Regions from separate parts of the Homo sapiens genome. Here region 2 is linked to region 1. A link is a loop called in an ENCODE intact Hi-C map of the cell type or tissue named here. Cell type or tissue: HepG2. All regions are shown on one strand. Links, peaks and the distances in the headings refer to the core of each region. The heading gives the core; the rest is flanking DNA. Region 1 has its middle 55 kb from the start of LITAF. Region 2 has its middle 14 kb from the start of BCAR4.

Region 1 (8,724 bases), core at 151-8,150:
GTCGAGGCGGGCAGATCACGAGGTCAGGAGTTTGAGACCAGCCTGGCCAACACAGTGAGACCCCATCTCTACAAAAAATTTAAAAATTATCTGGGCATGGTGGCGAGTGCCTGTAATCCCGGCTACTCGGGAGGTGGAGGCAGGAGAATCGCTTGAACCCGGGAGGCAGAGTTTGCAGTGAGCCAAGATCGCGCCACTGCACTCCAGCACTGCACTCTGGGCAAAAGAGCTAGATTCCGTCTCAACAAACAACAACAACAACAAGGTCTCAATCCGTCACCAAGGCTGGAGTACAGTGGTGTGGTCATGGCTCACTGCAGCCTACACCTCCCGGGCTCAAGCAATCCTCTTGCCTCAGCCTCCCAAGTAGCTGGGACTACAGGCACTGTGCCACCACGCCCACCTCATTCTTGTATTTTTTGTAGAGACGGAGTTTCACTACGTTGCCCAGGCTGGTCTTAAACTCCTGGGCTCAAGCGATCCACCTGCCTCAGCCTCCCAAAGTGCTAAGATTACAGGCATGAGCCACGGCACCCGGCCCATTTTAACCACTTTTAAGTATTCAGTTGAGTGGCGTCGTGTCCACTCATGACATTGCGCAACCATCACTACTGTCTAGTTGTGTAGTCTGACATTGGGTTTGTCTTTCCCAGTGCTCAGGTTAGGAAAAGCCAACGGGAGGCCTGACTTAGCAAGGCCTTTGGAAATGGCTCTTATCACAGCAGCAGCGGGTTTTTCAAAGCTCCAGGTTTAAGGCCTCCCAAGAGGACAAGGAAGTAATTCGGGAGGCCAGAGGTCTGCTCACACCTGCTCAGCGTTCATTCTAGGTCCCACATCTCTGCCTCTCTCCCTCAAACTCACCTCCACCCACACCTTTTGGTTTTCAAGGTGTGATTTTTGTTTGTTTGTTTTTGTTTTGTTTTGTTTTTTAAAGATGGGCTCTCACTCTGTTGCCCACGCTGGAGTGCAGTGGTGTGATCGTAGCTCACTGCAGCCTCAACCTCCTGGGCTCAAGTGATCCTCCCACCTCAGCCTCCCAAGTAGCTGGGTCTACTTGACTCAATTCTCCCATTTAAAGCACAAAACTCAACTGGCGCGGCAGCTCATGCCTGTAATCCCAGCACTTTGGGAGGCCGAGATGGGTGGATCACAAGATCAGGAGTTCAAGACCAGCCTGGCCAACATGGTGAAACCCTGTCTCTACTAAAAATACAAAAATTAGCAGGGCACGGTGGCATGTGCCTGTAATCCCAGCACTTTGGGAGGCTGAGGCGAGTGGATCACTTGAGGCCAGGAGTTCAAGACCAGCCTGGACAACATGGTGAAAACCCGTCTCAACTAAAAGTACAAAAAATTAGCTGGGCATGGTGGTGCCTGTAATCCCAGCTACTTGGGAGGCTGAGGCGGGAGAATCACTTGAACCCAGGAGGCAGAGGTTGCAGTGAGCCGAGATTGTGCCACTGCACTCCAGCCTGGGTGACAGAGTGAGACTCCATTTCAAAAAAATAAATTAATTAAATTAAAATAAAGCATACAACTCAATGGTTTTTAAGATAGTAAGGGAGTTTGGCAATCATTACCACAACCAATTTCATAATTTCCTCACTGCAAAAAGAAATCCCATACCTAGTAAACAATCACCTCTGGTGCCTCTGACCCCAGTCCTTGGCCACCACTGATCTGCTTTGTGTCCTTATGGATTTGTCTATTCTGGACATTTCACATAAATGGAATGGTTTAGTAGGTGGCCTTTGTCTGGCTTCTTTCACTCAGCATGACAGTTTTGGGGCTCAGCCACGAAACGTGAAATAGTGTGTCATTCCTTTCCGTGGCTGAATAATGCACTGAAAGGATAGACCACTTTCTATGTAGCCATTTATCTCGTGATGGACAGTTAAATGTACTTTTAATGGAATTTTCTTAGAGTCAAATTAAGACACAGTTGACTGGTTGGCACACCATGTTTTATGAAAACTTAATCATTTATGCTTTTAGACTTGGCCCATTTTCTTTTCATATTTTGAAATCAATGATTCTACCTCCCTTTTCCCAAGCTCAAGCATTTTCCTTTATTTTCTTTTTTTGAGACGGAGTTTCGCTCTTGTTGCCCAGGCTAGAGTGCAATGGCGCAACCTCGGCTCACTGCAACCACCACCTCTCAAGTTCAAAGCGATTTTCCTGCCTCAGCCTCCCGAGTAGCTGGGACTACAGGCATGTGCCGCCACGCCTGGCTAATTTTGTGTATTTTTAGTAGAGCTGGGGTTTCACTATGTTGGCCAGCCTGGTCTCGAACTCCTGGCCTCAGGTGATCCACCTGCCTCGGCCTCCCAAAGTGCTGGGATTACAGGCATGAGCCACTGAGCCTGGCCCCCAGCTCAAGCATTTTCTCTAGCAGGGTTCAGGAGCACCTGACCCACAGGGATAAAGACCTAAAAGACCCTTCAGCTCACAGCTGCTTGGGGACTACGATGGGTTCGGGCGTGGCTGCCAAATGCTGTGGGGAAGAGCATCCTGGGGGGCGAGTGGGGGGGTGCTGGCTTGGAGGAGTCAGTGGGGAAACGAGATGCACAGGCAGAAGATCTTCAGCACACCACAGACAGACCTCACGCAGAGAAAGGAACAGTTATTCTGGCAGGAACTCGTGGAAGCAGTTTACAAAGGAGAGATTTCCCTGGATCTCAAAGAATAGATGGCATTGTTGTTAGGAAACTATCAGACTAGGCAAAGCATTCCTTGTATATTGACTCATTCATCAACTTCTCCTGCAAAATCCCTGCAAGGTGAACTAGGTCATCCCATGGTACAGATGAGGAAACAGAGATACAGAGAGGTTAAGACACTTGCCCTAAGTCACACAGCTCAGGAGGATTTTAACCCCATCTGGCTCCAGAGTCCCTGCTCTGTTAGCTCTGGCAGCTTTGGTCCATCACTTTCTTTCTCCGTCTTCTCCCCCAGGAGACTCAAGTCTCTGACCACAGGCCTGAATTCCTCCCCCATTCAAAGTCAGGAGCCTGAGCAGAGACCTTGCAATTCTCAATGCGATGGCTTCTCGCCAATCACAGTGGGTATTGGCTACAAATGCAGATTCCCAGGCCCATTCCAGACCAGGACAATCAGACTCCCTAGGGTGGGGCCCTCCCTCCAGGCCATTCTGATGACCAGCTGTGTTTGCATTGCCCCAGCCTACCCGAGTCTGCCTGGGAAGGGTCTCTGTACCGCTGGCCTCACTTTGTGTCTACATTGTCACAGGCCCAAAACCCAGTAAGGTGGTTTGATAGAACATGGGGACACAGGATTCGATTCACAAAGACTCAGACCCTCCTATACAAGCCATCCACCATAGATCCAGCCTCCCACCTCCTCTTCCTCCCACCAAAGAAAGTCCTGCTTCTACCTAGAGAAAATTTACGGGGTTGGGGTTGGGTTTGCCAGCGACTGGGGATCGAGCTTCCTTCCAGTCAGTGTGAGTTCAGCCGGAGTATGGATTGAAGCCCATCAGGCTCAGGTCAGAGTCACCAGAGTTCAGAAGCCCTTTTGGTGGGTGCAGTGGCTCAGGCCTTTACTCCCAGCACTTTGGGAGGCTGAGGCAGAGGGATTGTTTGAGCCCAGGAGTTCAAGACCAGCCTGAGGAACACAGGGAGACCTTGTCTCTACAAAAATAAAAGCCGGGTGTGGTAGTGCACACCTGTAGTCCCAGCTACTCAGGAGGCTGGGGCAGGAGGATTTCTTGAGCGCAGGAGGTTGAAGCTGCAGTGAGCTGTGATCACGCCACTACACTGCAGCCTGGGTGACAGAGCAAGACTGTTTTTAAAAAAAAAAAAAAAAGGCAGCCTTTTCATTTGTGTATTAGCTTGTTCTCACACTGCTATAAAGAAAGACCTGAGACTGGGTAATTTATAAAGGAAAGTGGGTTAATTGGTTCACTGTTCGGGAAGGTGTACAGGAAGTATATGGTAGCACCTGCCTCTGGGGAGGCCTCAGGTAGCTTTCACTCATGGCAGAGGGCAAAGCGGGAACAGGCGTCTTACATGGCAGGCGCAGGACCGAGAGAGGCATGGCAGAGGTACCACACTCTTAAACAACCAGATCCCTCTGCTCTGCCTATTAATCCTTCCCTTTCCCTTACCACGCCCCCCACCAACCCCAAAACCGCTGATCTTTTTACTGTCTCCAGTTTTGCCTTTTCCAGAATGTCACAGAGTTGGAATCCTACAGTGTTTCTTCAATTCTTTTCAGAATGAAGCAGGTTTTTTTGTTTTTGTTTTTGTTTTGTTTTGTTTTTTGAGACAGGGTCTCACTCTGTCACCCAGGCTGGAGTGCAATGGCGCCATCTCAGCTCACTGCAACTTCCGCCTCCCGGGTTCAAGCGATTCTCCTGCCTCAGCCTCCCAAGTAGCTGGGATTACAGGTGCCCACCACCATGCACAGCTAATTTTTGTATTTTCAGTAGAGATAGGGGTTTCACCATGTTGGCCAGGCTGGTCTCAAACTCCTGACCTCAAGTGACCTACACCTGCCTCAGCCTCCCAAAGTGCTGGGATTACAGGTGTGAGCCACTACACCCGGCCTGAAGCAGCTTTCTTTTTAAACCACCAAAAGATATTTTGCAGAGCTAGGGTAAGCGGGTGAGAGAGCCACAGATACCCCATGATAGAGAAGAAGTAACCAGCAGGGGGCAGTGAGCTCCTCTCGCCTGGCCTTCATGAAGCACTCACTACTGCCACCTTATCTTCAACACAAAAGATGAACAAGAGGCTGGGCTAGGTGGCTCACGCCTGTAATCCCAGCACTTTGGGAGGCTGAGGCAAGCGGATCACTTGAAGTCAAGAGTTCGAGACTAGCCTGGCCAACATGTGAAACCCTGTCTCTACCAAAAAATACAAAAATTAGCCAGGCATGGTGGCATACACCTGTATAGTCCCAGCTACTCGGGAGGCTGAGGCAAGAGAATTGCTGGAACCCAGGAAGGGGAGGTTGCAATGAGCTGAGATCACGCCACTGTACTCCAGCCTGGGCAATAGAGTGAGACCCTGTATCAAAAAAAAAAAAAAAAAGATTGACAGAGAAATTGGCTCCCTGTTGTTTACTAGTAAGGTTGGAAAAGTCAGGTGGATGGAAGAAGGTGGGGAGTGGATGCGAGAGAGCAGGGAGGGATGGTTCATCCCTTTGCTTATTTATTCAATTAGCAGTGTGACCTTAGAAAAGTTACTTAACCTCTCTGGACTCCTTTACTCATTGGCAAAATAAAGGGGCTAGAAATTCCTGACAAAGTGTCTTCTGGCTCCATGTTGTGTTCAAGTGGAGAACAGAGAGTTCAGAAAGAAACCAAGTACACACAGGAGTAGGCACATGATAAAAATAGCATTGCATCTAGTTGGGGAGAACAACAGATTCAAAGATGGACAAAGTATACGAGCATCCCGTTCACAGAAAAGGACACAAAAAAAGACACAGATAGAGTTTCGGCAAAGAGGCTCAACCTTAGACATTAAAAAAATTCAAATTAGGCTGGGTGCATTGGCTCACGCCTATAGCCCCAGCACTTTTGGAGGCTGAGGAGGGCAGATCATCTGAGGTCCAGAGTTCGAGACCAGCCTGGCCAACATGGTGAAACCCCGTCTCTGCTAAAAATACAAAAATTAGCTTGGTATGTTGGCACACGCCTGTAATCCCAGCTACTCGGGAGGTTGAGGCAGAAGAATCACTTGAACCCAGGAGATGGAGGTTGCTGTGAGCCAAGATCACTCCACTAAAAAAGAAATGCAAATTGAAGCTACAAAACTCAGGCTGGGTGCGGTGGCTCACACCTGTAATCCCAGCACTTTGGGAGGCTGTGGCAGGCGGATCGCTACTTGGGAGATTGAGGCAGGAGGATTGCTTGAACCCGGGAGGCCGAGGTTACAGTGAGCTGAGATCGCACCACAGCACTTAAACCTGGAGACAGAGCAAGACCCCATCCGAAAAAAAAAAAAAAAAAAAGAAGAAGAAGAAATTTTAAAAATTAAGTGAAAAGGCCATGAAGCCTGGATGAAGTAATTGGCGACTAGTGGAGAAACAGGACATGGGCCCTCAGGGAAAAGAAAGAGGAAACAGCACATTGAGGTTTTGCAGGTTAAAGGTGAATGGTAGATCACTTCATATTTGGAGTACGTGAAACTCAAGCAATTTAATCTTTTCAAGGGCAAAGACTATCCTCCCTTTTGTATTGCTCATAACACCTTCACATTGTGGCCATAAAAACGCTGGCTGGGTAGGGAAGGGGAGGCACATTTTCTCTGTCCTAGCAATTCCCCTTCTAGAAATTAACCCAGGCCGGGCACAGTGGCTCCCACCTGTAATCCCAGCACTTTAGGAGGCGAAGGCAGGCATAACACCCAAGGTCTCGAGTTCAAGACCAGCCTGGCCAACAAGGTGAAACCCTGTCTCTACTAAAAATACAAAAATTAGCCGGGCATGGTGGCGTGCGCCTGTAATCCCAGCTGCTCCGGAGGCTGAGGCAGGAGAATTGCTTGAACCTGGGAGGCAGAGGTTGCAAAGAACCGAGATTGCACCACTGTACTCTAGCCCAGGCAACAGAGGGAGACTCCGTCTCAAAAAAAAAAAAAAAGTTAACCTTGTCCTGCTCCTGGAAGGAAACTCCAGGCCCTTGGAATGTGCTGCCTGATGGTAATGTCAGTGTCTTTGTTTACCTGGGGGCCTGGAACCACGCCAGCCAGTCTCTGCTAATGACATGATTTAGGGTGGGGGGTTTGGGCCAGGTGATACCAGCATGACCTCTGGAGGGGCTGGAGACTGAGGTCAACTATGGGCCATTGGCCATGACTGGTTGCCAATAAAAACATTGCACACAAGGCTCTGGTGAGCTTCCTTGGTTGGCAATGCTCTGTGCACATTGCCACACATTATGGCTGGGAGAAATAAGTACTGTCCACGAGTCCACAGGGAGAGGACATCTGGGAGCTTGTGCCTGGCCTCCCTGCCTTATGCACCTTTTCCCTTTACTGATTTTACTCTCTTTCCCTGTAATCAACAGCAGCCATGAGTGCAATGTCTTTTCTGAGCTCTGTGATTCCTTCTAGAAAACCATAGAGGCCGAGAGTGATCTCGGGCCCCTCCTGAAATGCAAACATCTACTGTGTGCCAGTCACTGTTTACTGGGGATACAGCATCAGACAGATGAAAGCCCCTGCCTTCAAGGAGCTGACTTTCTAGTGCAGGAAGACAGATCAGAAGCAAGACAAATAGGCTGAGTGTGGTAGCTCAGCAATTTGAGAGGCCGAGGTGAGAGGATGAAGAGTTTGAGACCAGCCTGGCCAACGCAGTGAGACCCCATCTCTATGAATAAGAAACAAGAAAAGATGACAAAGAAGCTTGTCTTTCAGGAGCAGACGTATAGGGGGCCAGGAAACGCCTCGAGACACAGGCTTGGCACCTATGAGCCAGTCTCCATTAGGACCAGGTCATATTCAGCTTTGATAAGCAGGAGTGGAACAAGCCAAGCAAGTGACACTCAATTTTGCAAGCAGCAGCCACCTGTGTCCCCTTCTCATCGTGGACTCCCGGGTGTGGGTCAGCATCAGCACACCTGGCTTGGGTGAGGATGAGCTGGTGGCCACCTCTGTGTCATTTGAAAACACCCATGTTTCTTTCACAGGCGGACCATAGGTGCTGCCTATCGCCCGGGAAATAAAACATGTAGTTTATGAGTGCAAACAAGGAAAAAGTTCAAGCACAAAAACACAAATGCCTCTGGGAGGATTGACATGTTAGCTGAGGAATCCCAGCTTGGAACCTGGGACCGGTAACTTCACCTGTCAGAATTTCAGTTTGTCTGTAAAATGGAGAGGGGATGTTCATCTTACAGAATCGTTGTGAAATTCAATAACAGAATGTGCCCCGCCCATGGCAGGCACTCAACAGATACTCACTGCTGCTCTGTGCTGGGGTGATCTACAGTCATTGGTCATTATCTTCCTGGCATCCAGAAGCTTACTCACTAATTTACCTTTACTGTTTACAGGTTGACATCATTTCACAATCAAAGATCGAGTGCCAATTCCTATAGCTGTCAGGAGCTCAGCTGAGCTGCAAGAGGGCGGGCTGAGCTGTCAGGTGGCAAAGCAATAAGCCAAAAATGACAGCGTTACGCCCGTGATCACTCACCGTGATGGTACAAGCAGGAGGTTAAAACCGGAGAAAGCACCAACTGCCCTTCTCCCGTTTCCCCACGGAACAGGGCATCAGTTGAGGATCTGGTGTATCATCCAGATGTGGGGGAACCAGGCAAAAGGCTCCTGACAGTATTATGGACCTGGGTAGGGGGCAAGAGAGGGGGCTAGGACTGGAAAAGTACTGAGTAACAAGCCAGGGTGGGGAAAAGGGTCTTCTTTTCCCTCCTTCTGGTCATAAGAGAACCCTGAAGAAGATCCCTGCCCAAGGCCTCAGATCAGGAGACCTAGGAAGGCAGGCAGCAGGGCTAAAAATGTAGACATGCATCAGAGCAGAGCCGTGGGGACTGAGACCACGATGCAACCCCCTCTGGAGATCACAGGGTACTGGCTGTACCCCAAGTCTGGTGTGGGGAGGGCAGCTTCCCCTAAGGCCTGCCAGGTAAACGCTTTCGGAATTGCCTATGGTCAGGCCTTAAAAAAAAAAATCACATGTGGGTTTTTTGGTTTTTTGAGACGGAGTCTCACTCTGTCACTCAGGCTAGAGTGCAGTGGC
Region 2 (8,724 bases), core at 209-8,208, 280 kb after region 1:
CCCCTTGCGGCAACGTAACTGCCAGCAGTTCCAGGCTTAGGTGGTCTTTTCTCAGCAACTCCCACAAAGCCTTGCTCTTACAAATACTTCCGTAAAACCTGGACCTGACTCTGGCCAGAACTGTGTCACACTGTTACGGGTGGAGGGTGTCCAGGTTCTTGACGTTTTGAAAAAAGAATTGGACGAAACGCACAAAGCAATGAAAGAAAAGCACAGATTTATTGAAACGAAAGTACACTCCACAGAGTAGGGAGCAGGTTAGAGGAAGTGACTCAACAATGCTGGTTACAGAATTTTCTGGGGTTTAAATACCCTTCAGAGGTTTCCCATTGGTATGCCCTATGTAAATGAAGAGGGTAAGTGAAGTTACAAAGTTATTTACTTGGCATACACCCCATGGAAATGAAGAGGATGTTTCCTGCCATAGCTGAAGTGAAGTTACAAAGTTATTTAGTTGGGCATAGAAAGTTGGGGTTTTGGCCTGGAGGTGGGAGAGCGGGGAGGGCTCATGCCTGTAATCCAAACACTTTCGGAGGCGGAGGTGGGCGGACCTTTGGCCAACATAGTGAAACTCCGTCTCTACTAAAAATACAAAAATTAGCCTAGCATGGTGGGGGGTGCCTGTAATCCCAGCTACTTGGGAGGCTGAGGCAGGAGAATTGCTTGAACCCGGGAGGCGGAAGTTGCAGTGAGCCAAGATCAGGCCACTGAACTCCATCTAGAAAAAAAAAAAGACAGTTAATTGGGGTTTTTCCCTTTTATTGAGTTCTAGGAAGTATGTATGTTTGTTTGTTTATTTATTAAAACAGAGTCTCACTTTGTTGCCCAGGCTGTAGTGCAGTGGTAGGATCTTGGCTCACTGCAACCTCTGCCTCCCAGGTTCAAGCGATTTTCCTGCCTCAGCCTCCCAAGTAGCTGGGATTACAGGTGCTCACCACCACACCAAGCTAATTTTTCTATTTTTAATAGAGATAGAATTTCACCATGTTGGCCAGGGTGGCCTCGAACTCCTGATCTCAGGTGATCCACCGGCCCCGGCATCCCAACGTGCTGGGATTACAGGTGTGAGCCACTGCACTCGGCCTAGTTCTAGGAAGTTTTTAGGTTCCCTGCCTCCAGACCCCATTCTCCTGCATCAACATAAGCATCCTGAATCAATCATCCAGGCAGGACGGGCAGGTTATACAGTTTTGTTGTAAACAGTTATGTTAAGGCCAGGCACGGTGGCTCACACCTGTAATCCCAGCACTTTGGGAGGCCAGGGTGGGCAGATCACTTGAGGCCAGGAGTTCGAGACCAACCTGGCCAACACGGTGTAACCCCATCTCTACCAAAAATACAAAAATTACCCAGGTGTAGTGGCATGCACCTGTAACCTCAGCTACACGGGAGGCTGAGGGAGGAGAATCACTTGAACCCAGGAGGCAGAGGTTGCAGTGAGCTGAGATTGGCCACTGCACTCCAGCCTGGGCAACACAGCCAGACTCTGGATCAAAAAAAAAAAAAAAAAAAAAAAAAAAAAAGAACAATGCTCCTTGATAGCTGCTGTTCTACAACACAGAGACTAAGGGGTATTGAAAGATGATCCTCAAAGATGTCCATGTGGTGGCCAGGCGCAGTGGCTCACTCCTGTAATCCCAGCACTTTGGGAGGCCAAGGCGGGTGGATCACGAGGTCAGGAGATCAAGACCATCCTAGCTAACAGGGTGAAACCCCATCTCTACTAAAAAATACAAAAAATTAGCCGGGTGTGGTGGTGGGTGCCTGTTGTCCCAGCTAGTCGGGAGGCTGAGGCAGGAGAACAGCGTGAACCCGGGAGGCGGAGTTTGCAGTGAGCGGAGATCACGTCACTGCACTCCAGCCTGGGCAACAGAGTGAGACTCCGTCTCAAAAAAAAAAAAAGAAGAAGAATCAAATTCAGGGCTGGGTGCAGTGGCTCATGCCTGTAATCCCAGTACTTTGGGAGGCCGAGGCAGACAGATCACCTGACGTCAGGAGTTCGAGACCAGCCTGGCCAACATGGTGAAACCCCATCTCTACTAAAAATATAAAAATCAGCCGGGCGTGGTGGCTGGCGCCTGTAATCCCAGCTACTTGGGAGGCTGAGGCAGGAGAAGTGCTTGAACCTGGGAGGCAGAGGTTGTAGTGAGCCGAGATTGTGCCATTGTGCTCCAGCCTGGGCGACAAGAGCAAGACACCATCTCACACACACACATACACACACACACCAAAAAGGTGAAGAATCTGGCTGGTCATGGTGGCTCACACCTGTAATCCCTGCACTGGGATTACGCCAAGGCAGGTGGATCACCTGAGGTCAGGAGTTCGAGACCAGCCTGGCCATCATGATAAAACCCCGTATCTACTAAAAATACAGAAGTTAGCCGGGCGTGGTGGCCCACACCTGTAATCCCAGCTACTTGGGAGGCTGAGGCAGGAGAATCACTTGAACCTAGGAGGCAGAGGTTGCATTGAGCCAAAATCACCGCACTGCACTCTGGCCTGGGTAACAGAGTGCGACTCCACCTCAAAAATATAAAAGAAGAAGAATCTAATTTGGTAGGTTTAGGGTGAGGCCTGAGGTTTTGCACTTCTTACAAATTGTTAGGCCCTGCCAGTGCTGCTGCTCCAGGAGCCACACTTTGAGAAGTGACGTTCCTCTAGAGAATGTCTAATTTGCCACCTTTAAACCCTATTCCTGCGGCCAGGTGCAGTGGCTCACACCTGTAATCCCAGCAGTTTGGGAGGCTGAGACTGGTGGATCACGAGGTCAGGAGATTGAGACCATCCTGGCTAACACGGTGAAACCCCGCCTCTATTAAAAAAAATACAAAAAAATCAGCTGGGCGTGGTGGTGAGCACCTGTAGTCCCAGCTACTCGGGAGGCTGAGGCAGGAGAATGGCGTGTACCCGGGAGGCGGAGCTTGCAGTGAGCCGAGATCGCGCCACTGCACCGCAGCCTGGGCGATAGAGGGAGACTCTTGTCTCAAAAACGACAACAAAAAAACCCTATTCCCTTTCTTATGGTTTCTGTATTTTCACCTATAAAAGAATAAGATAAACAGGGCGCGGTGACTAATGCTTGTAATCTCAGCACTTTAGGAGGCCGAGGCAGGTAGATTGCTTGAGGACAGGAGTTCAAGACCAGCCTGACCAACATGGTGAAACTCCGTCCCTACTAAAACTACAAAAATTAGCCGGGTGTAGTGGCAGGCACCTGTAATCCCAGCTACTCGGGAGGCTGAGGCAGGAGAATCACTTGAACCTGGGTGGCAGAGGTTGCATCGCGCCACTGCACTCCAGCCTCGGTGACAGAGCAAGACTCCATCTCAAAAAAAAAAAAAAAAGAATACGATATTGGGATTTTACAGTGCTTCCAAACAGAAAAACAGCAATGGTTAAATATGGCAGTTTAAAAATAGCCACATCCAGCCAGGCGTGGTGCCTCATGCCTGTAATCCCAGCACTTTGGGAGGCCGAGATGGGTGGATCACCTGAGGTCAGGAGTTTGAGACCAGCCTGGCCAACATGGCGAAATCCCATCTCTACTGAAAATAAAAAAATCAGTCGGGCGTTGTGGCATGTACCAGTAATCCAGCTACTCGGGGGCTGAGGCTGGAGGATCACTTGAACCTGGGAGACAGAGGTTGCAGTGAGCCGAGATCGTGGCACTGCACTCCAGCCTGGGCAACAGAGTGAGACTCTGTCTCAAAAAAAAAAAAAAAAAAAAAAAAAAAGTCACGTCCTTTCTTCATCAAAACAATTCTCGTTTTGAGGGTGGCGGGGGGCGTGGCGGGGGGGTGGGTGTTGTGAGTTTCAGAGGGCTATGATAGACCACTAGTGACAACTTGTGGCTAGTTCTTATCATTACAATCACATTTTGCGTTCCCTTTCAAATGTAACACAATTACAAAAATCAACATTGGGTATTCTGTTTCATTTACATAGTTTTGTGAAACTAAAATGTGTTTAACTTTTCATTTTGAGATGATTATAGATTCATCAGAGGGTCCCAAGAAATGTATAGGGAAGTTCCACGGACCCTTCTCTCAGCCTCCCCCAATGTTAACGTATTAAATATCAAAACCAAGAAAGTGACATTGGTACAGTCTATAGATGTAATGCAGTTTTCACAGTTATACCTGCTCTCCTTTGTGACAAAAACACTTTGACATATCAAGGAAGATGTATCAGGCCAACAAGAATCTCTTTCTTTGGTGGTTAAATAATATTAAATTCAACAACCAACTAGAAATTCTTAGTTTTGTAATAAAGCAAAATGAATCTCAGCATTCTACAACTTACAGTTTTGTTGAAACAAATCTTGTTGCCCAGGCTAGAGTGGTGCCATCATGACTCACTGCAGCCTCGACCTCCCAGCTCACAGCTCGAATGATCCTCCCACCTCAGCCTCCTGGGTGGATGGAACTACAGGGACACAACGCAACACCCAATTTTTTTTTTTTTTTTGAGACAGCGTCTCACTCTGTCACCCAGGCTGGAGTCTGGAGTGCAGTGGCGTGATCACGGCTCGCTGCAATCTCTGCCTCCCAGGTTCAAGCAGTTCTCCTGCTTCAGCCTCCTGAGTATCTGGGACTACAGACATGCCACACCTGGCTAATTTTTTTTTTGTATTTTTAGTAGAGACAGGGTTTTGTCATGTTGGCCAGGCTGGTCTCAAACCCCTGACTTCAGGAGATCCACCGGCCTTGGCCTCCTAAAGTGCTGGGATTACAAGCGTGAGCCACCACACCCAGCCCCCAACTGATTTCTTGTACTTTTTTTTGTAGAGATGAGGTTTTGCCAGGCAGGTCTCGAACTCCTGACCTCAAGTGATCTAGCCACCATGGACTCCCAAAATGCTGGGATTACTGGTGTGAGTGACCACATGAGGCCTCTAGCTTTGTGTGTGTGTGTGTGTGTGTCTGTGTGTGTGTGTGTGAGAGAGAGAGAGTTTCACTCTTGTTGCTCAGGGTGGAGTGCAATGGTGCAATCTCGGCTCACCACAACTTCCGCCTTCCAGATTCAAGCAATTCTCCTGCCTCAGTCTCCCAAGTAGCTGGGATTACAGGCATGTGCTGCCACGCCCAGCTAATTTTGTATTTTTAGTAGAAATGGGGTTTCTCAATGTTGGTCAGGCTGGTCTTGAACTACTGACCTCAGGTGATCCATCTGCTTCGGCCCTCCAGAGTGCTGGGATTACAGGCATGAGCCGCTGCATCCAGCCATTTTCTTCTTTTTTTTTTTTTTTGAGACGAAGTCTCGTTCTTGTCATCCAGGCTGGAGTGCAATGGTGCGACCTTGGCTCATTGCAACCTCTGCCTCCCAGGTTCAAGTGATTCTCCTGCCTCAGCCTCCCGAATAGCTGGGATTACAGGCTCCTGCCACCACGCCCAGCTAATTTTAGTATTTTTAGTAGAGACGGGGTTTCGTCATGTTGGCCAGACTGGTCTCAAAGCCCTGACCTCAGGCGATCCACTCGCCTCAGCCTCCCAAAGTGTTGGGATTACAGGCGTGAGCCACCGTGCCCGGCCTAGCTTTCTTCTTTTGCTCAGGATTACTTTGGATATTTGGGCTCACTTTGGTTCCACATGAATTTTAGGATTTTTTTTTCTATCTCTGAAAATGTCATTGGTATTTTGATAGGGATTGAAATGAATCTGTAGATCACTTTGGACAGCGTGGTCACTGAAGGGAAAAACACCACGACAACAATGACACAGAAGACTTCTGTAACCAAATGTGTAGGGATTTCTCCCCACACACCAAGCAACCAATCAATTCTACATCAGACATCTGCTGGGTGTCCTCCGACTTTTTTTTTTTTTTTTGGTTGGGGGGACACAGAGTCTCTGTAGCCCAGGCTGGAGTGCCATGGTGTGATCTCGGCTCACTGCAACATCCGCCTCCCGGGTTGAAGTGATTCTCCTGCCTCAGCCTCCTGAATAGCTGGGATTACAGGTGCCTGCTACCATGCCCGGGTAATTGTTGTATTTTTAGTAGAGACAGGGTTTCACCATGTTGTCCAGGCTGGTCTTGAACTTCTGACCTCACGTGATCCACCCTCCTTGGCCTCCCAAAGTTCTGGGATTACAGGCATGAGCCACTGCACCCGGCATTTTTTTTTTTCCTTTTAAACAAGGTCTAGCTCTGTTGCACAGGCTGGAGTGCAGTGGCTCAATCTCAACCTCTCAGACTCAAAGTGATCCACCCACCTCAGCTTTCCAAGTAGCTGGACCACAGGCAAGTGCTATCATGCCTGGCTGTTTTTGTTTGTTTTGTTTTGTTTTTCTTTTTTTGAGACGGAGTCTTGTTCTGTCACCCAGGCTGGAGTGCAATGGCGCGGTCTAGGTTCACTGCAGCCTCCACATCCCAGGTTCAAGCTATTTTCTTGCCTCTGCCTTCTGAGTAGCTGGGACTACAGGGACACACCGCCATGCTTTGATAATTTTTGTATTTTTAGTAGAGACAGGGTTTCACCATGTTGGCCAGGCTGGTCTGAAACTCCTGAGCGCAAGTGATCTGCCCGCCTCGGCCTCCCAAAGTGCTGGATTACAGGCGTGAGCCACAGCACCTGGCCTGTTTTTGTATTTTTTATAGAGACAGGCTTTTGCCATGTTAACCAGGCTAGTCTCGAACTCCTGAACTCAAGCAATCTACCTGCCTTGGCCTCCCAAAGTGCTGGGATTACAGGCATGAGGCACCACGCCCAGCCTCAATTCTGACAGTATCTACCTCACTGATACAGCATCAGGCCCCACAACTGAGGGCTCACTCCCACCAAGCAGCCCTCTCCCTTCCCACCAGTCACAAATCTGAGCCTCCAGAACTTCTGACTTGTTTCAACTTGGTGTTCCCACAACCCTCTCTTTGGGTTCATTTAATTGCTAATGCAGCTTAGAGAACCCAGGGAAACACATTTACTGGTTTATTATAAAGGATGTTACCGGGCAAGAGATGACGGCTCACGCCTGTAATCCCAGCACTTTGGGAGGCAAAGGCAGGCAGATTACCTGAGGTCAGGAGTTTGAGACCAGCCTGGACAACAAGGCAAAACCTTGTCTCTACTACAAATCCAAACATTAGCCTGGTGTGGGGGCTCACACCTGTAATCCCAGCTACTCAGGAGGCTGAGGCAAGAGAATCCCTTGAACCCAAGAGGCAGAGCCTGAAGTAAGCTGAGATTGCACCACTGCACTCCAGCCTGGGCTACAGAGTGAGACTCTGTCTCAAAAAACAAAACAAAACAAAACAAAAAAACGACACACACACACACACACACACACACACACAAGGATGGCATCGGCTCACACTTTGGGAGGCCAAGGCAGGTGGATCACTTGAGGTCAGGACGTCAAGACCAGCCTGGCCAACATGGTGAAACCCCTTCTCTACTAAAAATCCAAAAAGTAGCCAGGCATGGTGGTGGGCACCTGTAATCCCAGCACTTTGGGAGGCTGAGGTGGGCAGATCACTTGAGATCAGGAGTTCAAGACCAGCCTAGCTAACATGGAGAAATTCTGTCTCTATTAAAAAATACAAAAATTTTGTGTTTTTTGTATTAAATACAAAAAATACAGCCGGGCGTGATAGCACAGTAATCCCAGCTACTTGGGAGGTTGAGTCAGGACAATCACTTGAACCTAGGAAGCAGAGGTTGCAGTGAGCCGAGATTACACCACTGCACTCCAGCCTGGGCGACAGAGCAAGACTGTCTAAAAAAAATTAAAAAAAATAAAAAAGATGTTACCAAGGATACAGATGAAGAGATGCATAGGGTGAGGTGTGGGGAAAGGGGCTCAGAGCTTCCCTGACCTTCTTGGGTCAGCCACCCTCCAGGAACCTCCCCGTGTTCAGCTCTCTGGAAGTTCCCTGAACCCTGTGCTCTTAGGCACTGGATAGTTGTGACGAACAACCAGACAGAAACATGACTGGACACAAAGGCCATGATCTAACAGACGAAGTGGAGAAACAGAGCAAGGCTCCAATTCTTCATGCTTTCTGTGGCCCCTTCTTCCAGGGTATATGGCAGGATCTCCTCTGAAGTAGGGGGTATTGTGACCTGCAATCAAAGTAGGTTAGACGACATTCCTTCTTCCAGGGTATGGGGTAGACCCCTTCTGAAATGGGAGTATTGTCACCTACTGTCAGACAAGGTACGTCACCGAATTTACTTTTTTTTTTTTTTGTGGAGACGGAGTCTCGCTCTGTCGCCAGGCTGGAGTGCAGTGGTGAGATTTCTGCTCGCTGTAACCTCCTCCTCCTGGCTTCAAGCCTCAGCCTCCTGAGTAGCTGGGACTACAGGTACGCGCCACCATGCCCAGCTAATTTTTGTATTTTTAGTAGAAACGGGGTTTCATCATATTGACCAGGTTGGGTCTTGACCTCGTGATCCACCCACCTCGGCCTCCCAAAGTGCTGGGATTACAGGCGTGAGCCACTGTGCCTGGCCACAGAACTTTATAGCCAACTGCAAGAAGAAAGGTGAGAAGATTCCTGCCTTGGGGAGAAAAATGGCAGGAGAAAGACAGGTTGTTTTCCAAGACCTGATTCAGAAATCTTGGCTCACAGCATCCTCTGCATCCCAGGTTCAAGCAATTATTGCACCTCAGCCTCCCAAGTAGCTGAGACTACAGGTGCATGCCACCACGCCTGGCTAGTTTTTGTATTTTCAGTAGAGATGAGGTTTCACCATATTGCTCAGACTGGTCTTGAACTCTTGGC

What was found. A loop is a pair of places that touch in the nucleus more often than their neighbours do. Peaks named below come from ENCODE experiments on the same cell type or tissue, not always from the same donor. Only the 100,000 strongest peaks of a DNase experiment are listed, where the experiment ranks them.
Region 2: a loop joins it to region 1, with 13 times the contacts of the local background. A loop is called at or near these places in 37 of 110 quality-filtered maps.

What each region holds. Positions count from the first base shown.
Region 1 is chr16:11,527,647-11,536,370 of GRCh38, forward strand. No RefSeq gene overlaps it. Among named protein-coding and RNA genes, the nearest start is that of LITAF, 55 kb to the right of the region's middle. RefSeq lists an enhancer at 1-798. In HepG2, for the core only: a CTCF peak has its summit at 4,692 (motif pointing right); DNase peaks (open chromatin) are centred at 2,744, 4,695 and 7,965.
Region 2 is chr16:11,810,047-11,818,770 of GRCh38, forward strand. No RefSeq gene overlaps it. Among named protein-coding and RNA genes, the nearest start is that of BCAR4, 14 kb to the right of the region's middle. In HepG2, for the core only: a CTCF peak has its summit at 3,848; no DNase peak of the experiment used is centred there; H3K4me3 peaks cover 836 bases; H3K27me3 peaks cover 475 bases.